Linked DNA regions of Homo sapiens: region 1 is linked to region 2. Evidence: chromatin contacts called from ENCODE POLR2A ChIA-PET data. All regions are on one chromosome and are shown on one strand. Each heading gives the region's core, a stretch centred on a gene start or an enhancer-like site at or near the end of the contact. The rest is flanking DNA. Distances are from core to core; before and after follow the strand shown.

Region 1 (3,255 bases), core at 1-2,500, 3.6 Mb before region 2:
GCTGGAGTACAGTGGCATGATCATGGCTCACTGCAGCCTTGACCTCCCCAAGCTCAAGACGTCCTTCCACCTTAGCCTCTTGAGTAGCTGGGACTATAGGCACATGCCACCAAACCCAGCTAATTTCTGATTTTTTGTAGAGATGGGCGAACTTGCCTGGGAGGTTCCACTATGTTGCCCAGGCTGGTCTCGAACTTCTGAGCTCAAGAGGTCTGCCCACCTTGGCTTCCTTTCCCAAAGTGCTGAGATTACAGGTGTGAGCCACTGCACCCAGCTTTGATTCCTTTTAGACCCATCTATCATTACTCAGGTTTGAGACTAATTATTTGAGACCTAGAGCAGATGTTCAGATGTCATTGGGACAGTTACAAAACTCAGATTTGCTACACTACTGAGGAGCAATTACAGCTAATTGTGTAGGCACTTTGGGAGCCTCAATTTAATTAAATCCAAACACATCTGATCTGGATAAAGGGCCAACCCTGCCTGATGTCAGACAGACTGCTGGATGTTCTGTGAAGAGATGCCACCTCTCCCATGCAAGGGAAGGGCAAAGACATGGTGCCCAGCTCCAGGATCAGCCTTCTGGAAGGTCCTCCTGGGACCTCCCCTGATGTCAGTTACCAAACACCTTTAGTGCCTGGGGCCTCTCCCTGGCCTGTTATTACTAACAGCTACATTAATCTGTTTTTAAATGAGGCTCTATGTATTTAATTCTTATGGGATTAGCACTAGGTAACTATATAATCTTGCTGCCGCTTTTTAAAGTAAGATGAAATCTGAAACACTAGCTGGGCCTTAGACAGATGAGTATTGCACGGCCATTTTGGAAAGGCAACTTGCTGGGAACAGAAAAGACCCCTCACCTTTTTCTCAAGCCCCTACACCTAAAGAAGGACAAGGCAAAGGCTGCCTGAAAGCTATTATTTCAACAGCCACTTCCCCAAATGACACTAGCATGACTAAATAGGCTAAAATACAGGGACTCGAGACTTGGTGTTCCTTGTGGATGGAGACTCTGAGTCATCTCTGTATGTTCCATGCCAGGCCCATGCATGGCATCTGTGGATATGCCACAAAATGTCAGGTGGATAAGAAGGAAGTTTGAATCGTCTGGAATAAAGGCACACAGTACTCGCCAGCATGAGTAAGCAGGGGACATGAAAGAGGTACTTGAATATCTTTCCCACTAAGTTTAGCCTAAGAGAAAAATACAGTTAAGCTAACATGGCTCGCTGACAGGTGGGCGGTTAGGGGCCTAGCAGCCCCTGTCACTTCCATAGTAAAAGTATGTGAGTCATTTCTTAAAGTCAAGGGGAAACTATCTTAAAGCTGAGTCATCCAGGAATACAATAGCTGTAGAAATAAAGTTAAGGCCCCTTTGTGCTATCAAATTAGTTGGCCTTGCCCTTATCTCTGAAATAAGGATTTTAAAAAATGAGTGTTTTCAGCCTTGTTTCCCCAGGTATAGGATGCCTAAAACTGCCCTCTTATGGCTAAAGGTTTAAGTATTCAGATATCATCCTGAAAGTGCAGAACTCACCACTCTTGGCCACTGTTCTGCTTTGGATATGACTCCCTGACACACTTCCTGAAGCTCCTGGCCCCTGGCTCTCAGCAGACGATCTTGCCAGGTGTTTTACTACGATGTCTGAGTTCTGCAAACTCACTACCTTCACTTTCACATTCTCTCTCTCCCTTCACCCATCTCTTCCTCCTCCCTTCCCATTGTGCCCTTCTGCCATTATAAAACTCAACTGTTTAATGCAGAGGCAACACAATTCATAACTATGAATACAATTCAAAATTGAGTCTACACCAATGAAAATGGTAGATATGAGAAGCTTATCGAAACACCTATGTTTATGATCTAATAGAAGATTGTAAGATATTAAGCAGTAAAAACAAAATAGAAGTTCCTTAAAAATCACTGCCTGAAGCTCTTACAGTGAGATGTCTTGGATCATGGGTGATCTCTACAGCATGCTAAAGGTAGGTAACCCTACATCCTAGTCTCTCCAAGAGGGTCCTGGAATGTATTGTTCTGATGCAGTTATTAATAAAGTTATGAATTATTATAACGTTATTAATAAAGTCCCTTTTTACTCTCAAAAGTGTCTCAATTGGAATGTGTAATTAGATGGAGGGAGATGGGGTCTCCCTCCCTTCTAAGACTGAAGTCCCGTCCTCTAAGCAAGACCAAGTTTTCTGACCTTACCTTGAGGTTCCAAAAGATTGTTTGTATATATGTTTGTTTGTTTTAAGAGATAGGGTCTCACTCTGTAGCTCAGGCTGTGCAGTGGCATGATCACAGCTCAGTGTAGCCTTGAACTCCTGGGCACAGCGCTTCTAGAGTAGCCGGGACTACAGACATGAGCCACCATGCCCAGCTAATTTATTTTTATTTTTTGTAGAAATGAGGTCTCACTGTGATTAAAGGTGTGAGCCACTGTACCCAGCCCAAGAGATAATTTTTGTTTTGTTTTTGAGACAGGGTCTCACTCTGTCACCCAGGCTGGAGTGCAGTGGCATGATCACGGTTCACTGCAGCCTTAATCCAAAAGATAGTTTAAAAAACAAAAAAGTTCCTGTATTAAACCCAGTTGGACATTAAAGATTTCCTCCTCCCAGCAAGAGAATTCAATGCTGTGATTTCACGTACTTCCTCACAGCTTGATGTCTAATGCCCGAGAGTCAAGAGTTTAGAAATAAGGGAAGGGCCCACTTCTTCCCTGTTTAAACTCACAGGAAAAAAGCAATTTAAATATTCGAGGCCATTTTCAATGCCAAATGCCCCAGCTTGGTGTTTTGGTGGGAGATGGGTACTAAGTTCTTAGAAGGCTCATGATCCTAAGGGACTCGTTACCTTTGGGGAGCCAGAGCCAGGTTATTTTTATTCCTTTCACTTGACATAGAAGATATTGTTTTTAATCCTATTTTTTTCTCTCTTTAAATCAAGATCAAACTAATAAGATCCTTTGTTACTTGGCTCTTGATTTTCTGGTGATAAAACTTTCAAGATATGAAGGTATGATATGGAGGCCAGAATAAGCACAAGCTGGAAAATTCTGGTTTTCAGTTTATTCTTTGGCTAGTGGATTTGATCTACCTCTTCTTTGCTCTGAACATGAATACTGGACTGTTGGGATAAGGCACTCGGCCAAAGAGAGACAGAAGAAGCAGAATGCTGCCTGAATTCACTGGGCCCCTACAGAATCACTGACAAAAACACTCACATTCCAAACATTGTTTAGT
Region 2 (3,506 bases), core at 726-3,225:
CAAATACATAAAACATTTTTGAGTCCTCAAAGAAAATACAGCAGGAGCAACTGTATGAAACACAAACACAAGACAGCTTGGGTAGGTAGTACAGATGAAAAGCAGAATTTCAGCAAAAGGAAGAGGATCTCTGGCTGAAGTGATAAGAAAGAAAAGATGCTGTTTTAAAATAAACGGAAGGAAACAGAGAAAATGGAAGAGAGGAGGTGGGTGTTGCATATGAAGAGTGTGAGTGAAGGTAAAGATGTTAATGAATGCCAGGTATGACAGAGGAATAGCACAATGTCTGGTTACATGCATCAGATTCATGCAAGGGACTGCTATGACATCAGGTAGGAAAAGCATTAACAGCATAGGTTATACAAACAGATGATGCAAGAAGAAAACCACCGTATGATCTAGGAATCCCACTACTGGGTATATATCCAAAGGACAGGAAATCAGTATTCACTCTCATGTTTAGTATACTGTTTGCAATAGCCAAGGTACAGAACCAAGTTAAGTGTCCATCGACAGATGAATGGATAAAGAAAATGTGGTACATATACACAACAGAATATTATTCAGCTGTAAAAAATAATGAAATCCTGTTATTTATGGCAAGATGGATGAGCCTAGAGGACACTACGTTAAATGAAATAAACCAAGCACAGAAAGACAACCACCATAAGATCTCACTGATAATGTGGAATCTAAATAAGTTGATTTCACAGAAATAAAGAGTACAACAGTGGTTACTAGAGGCTGGGACAAGGATGGGGAGAAGAGAATGGGGAGAGGTTGGTCAATGGGTAAAGAGTCATAAGAGGAACAAATGTAGTATTCCATCACACCGAAGGGTGACTATAGTTAGCAATAATATATTGTATATTTCAAACTAGCGGGAAGAGAGGATTTTGAATGTTTTCATCATTAAGAAATAATTAACGTTTGAGGTGACAGATATGCTAATTATCCTAATTTGATCATTACACATTGTATACATGTACCAAAATATCACACTGTACTCCATAAATACGTACAACTATGTGTCAATTAAAAATGAAAAAAGTGTATGTGTTATGCTAAAGAGTTTAAGACTCTATTCAGGGGCAATAGGGAGCCAGTGAAGATGTTTGAACAAAGAAGTGATATGACTTAGGCTGTCATTCAGAAAGGCAGTACAAAAGTCTTTAGCTTCATCCAGTCTAATCTCCCTTGTCTGGATTTCAGACTACTCCATGACCCTTAACCAATCTCATTTTCTATTGTTCTTCAAGATAAAGCCTAATTGTGTATCAAGGTTCCACAATCAGAATATGGTTCTTCCTACTTCAAGGCCCCCGGCTCTCAGAACAATCATGGTTTCTGGAATTCCCTCTCTCGCCTATCCACCTTAGTCAAAGTCCATCCTTTAATTCTACTTTCCCAATTCAGCTCTCTCTGCCTACTCTAACCCTCCTTAAAACGCTCTCCTTTGAACCACTATGGGGCTTAGACTCTGCCTTGCTGACTCTATGGTGTCCTGCCCTGTGTTGTTCATTGCTACTGCATGTTGGTCTGATTCTAAGCAAATAATAATTGCCTTAAAGGCAACAGCCATTTCTTAAATTTCTCCAGAGTGCCAAAAATGGTATGATACATCCAAGGTGAGATGAATAACTAATAATGTCTTCGTTTACCACCACAATCACAACCCTAAGACTTCCAATGGCTGACCAAATTTAGTTATTAAACAAGGAGAGAAAATAATTTTGTCTGAAGTAGTTTCTGTATTAGAAGAATACTCCTGGCCAGACACAAAAACTCCTGCTCAAAATAACCACAACCCAAGGAAAATATGAATCCCACATAAAATAAAAATGTATTACTTTAGGAAATTACTTGACTTCTTATTTTTCTCTTCAAAAAAAGAATAGCTCTAGCACAGTCACACAGTCAGACAAGCCAAAAAATGACTCAGCTTCCCATGGAAGACTTCCCTCATCCCTCCAGGCAAATATACACCATTGTACAGTCATGCGCTCCAAAAAATGCAGAGGTACAACTTGCTCTTTTTATCAATTGTCCAAAAAAACAAAGCAAAGGGGAAAAGAAAGAAGTTCTTCATGAAAAAGCCTATTTGTCAACACTACTGCCAGGTTAATTTTGGCATTCACTCATATTCAAAGCAATAAACTTGCTTCTGTTCATTCAGAGACTATTATCTGGAGCTTGTATTTTGAGAATTTTACTTAACTAGAACACATATTTTAATGTTCTGGAAATTTTTAAGAAAGTACAATGTAACTGTTTACCTTAGATTACACTGTGAACATTTGCTTTGGAAGGGTTATCACAAAAATATGTTTAAAGAGTGGAGAATGCTCCTTTACTTAAATACATACTAGCAGAGATGTCTCATACAGGAAACATCAAAGGAAATGAAGGGACAAATGAGTAGCTTAGTGACTCTATTAAGCTAGCATCGTGGTTAAAAGCATGAACTCTGGAGCTAGGCTGCCTTACGCAAGTTTTAAAACCTTTCTGTTCCTCAGTTTCTCACCTACAAAATGGGGATAAAAATAAAGGCAAATGGTTAAAAAAAAAGGTGTGAGCAATAAATGAATTAATGTATGTTACATTTTTGTCTTATTTTTTAAAAGGAGGTATTTAAGTCAGCCTACAAGGGTGCATATAAAATAAAACCAAGTAACTATGGTAAATTCTGACTCAAGTCAGAATGGAAAGAACAAAACACTTTTCCTTTCAATCAGACTACCATATCCCCTCTGGATCTATTTTGTACCATGACAAAGGAAAGCAGAGGGAAAAGTGAAGTCTTCTGATTATCTGATAACTGGAGAAGGTAGGGAGCTACCTCAAAAACTAAGAATAAAGGAACTACTAAGTATCTGAAGCTGTTTTACAAAGAAGTACTTCTTTAAAAGCCAAGATAGAACTAGGAACACAGATGGAAGAGTTAAGTCTCAAAAAAAAAAAAAGAAAAAAAGAAAAAAGCCTCTTCATCTGAGGCAAAGGGAAAGAAGAAACGACAGATATTTATAGATTTTTCCTGGCCAATCCCCAAGTGCCTAATTTGGATTGAACTTAAAATGTCCCCGAAACAATCCCCACCCAGAAGGCTGAAATACTAGTGTGACCCATTGGGGTAAAGAGCATCTAGCTCTGAGAGGTGATCCTGGGAAAGAAGCCTTGCACCATGACCACTTCTCTGGCCTTTTCTCTCACCTTTCCTTGCAAGATTCTTCTACTTCAGTCACACAAGTCAACTTACTGTTCTCAGATTATTTTACACCTGGCTGCCTCCATGTCCTTGACCCTGCCATGATGTTCTTCCCAGTCTAGGCAAAACCGGAAAAGTCTTTAAGATCTCTTCAACTGTAGTCACCCCCATGATGCCTCCACCAAACACCTCAGTCAAAAAACTGGCCTATCTTGCCTCTGACTCCATTAGAACTGTGTTAGCACTCATCCATCAATTATCACAGTTAAGTAGGGGCCTGTTGTACAAGTCTCGTGGAACA

The links. ChIA-PET counts read pairs that join two places held with the same protein, here RNA polymerase II (POLR2A).
Region 1: POLR2A ChIA-PET joins it to region 2 with 11 read pairs in activated T-cell. The contact joins two enhancer-like sites. POLR2A ChIA-PET finds 5 or more read pairs at or near these places in 2 of 52 experiments (H1 and activated T-cell).

Annotation. Positions count from the first base shown.
Region 1 is chr15:89,165,811-89,169,065 of GRCh38, reverse strand. The region is part of intron 5 of ABHD2 (abhydrolase domain containing 2, acylglycerol lipase); the gene reads right to left. Among named protein-coding and RNA genes, the nearest start is that of RLBP1, 54 kb to the left of the region's middle. RefSeq lists enhancers at 1,322-1,691, 601-1,800. Within about 2 kb of position 1,250, at least 18 of the 41 ENCODE cell types and tissues checked have a DNase peak (open chromatin) inside an H3K27ac peak, as active enhancers do.
Region 2 is chr15:85,606,525-85,610,030 of GRCh38, reverse strand. The region is part of intron 8 of AKAP13 (A-kinase anchoring protein 13); the gene reads right to left. Among named protein-coding and RNA genes, the nearest start is that of LINC02883, 150 kb to the left of the region's middle. Within about 2 kb of position 1,975, at least 8 of the 41 ENCODE cell types and tissues checked have a DNase peak (open chromatin) inside an H3K27ac peak, as active enhancers do.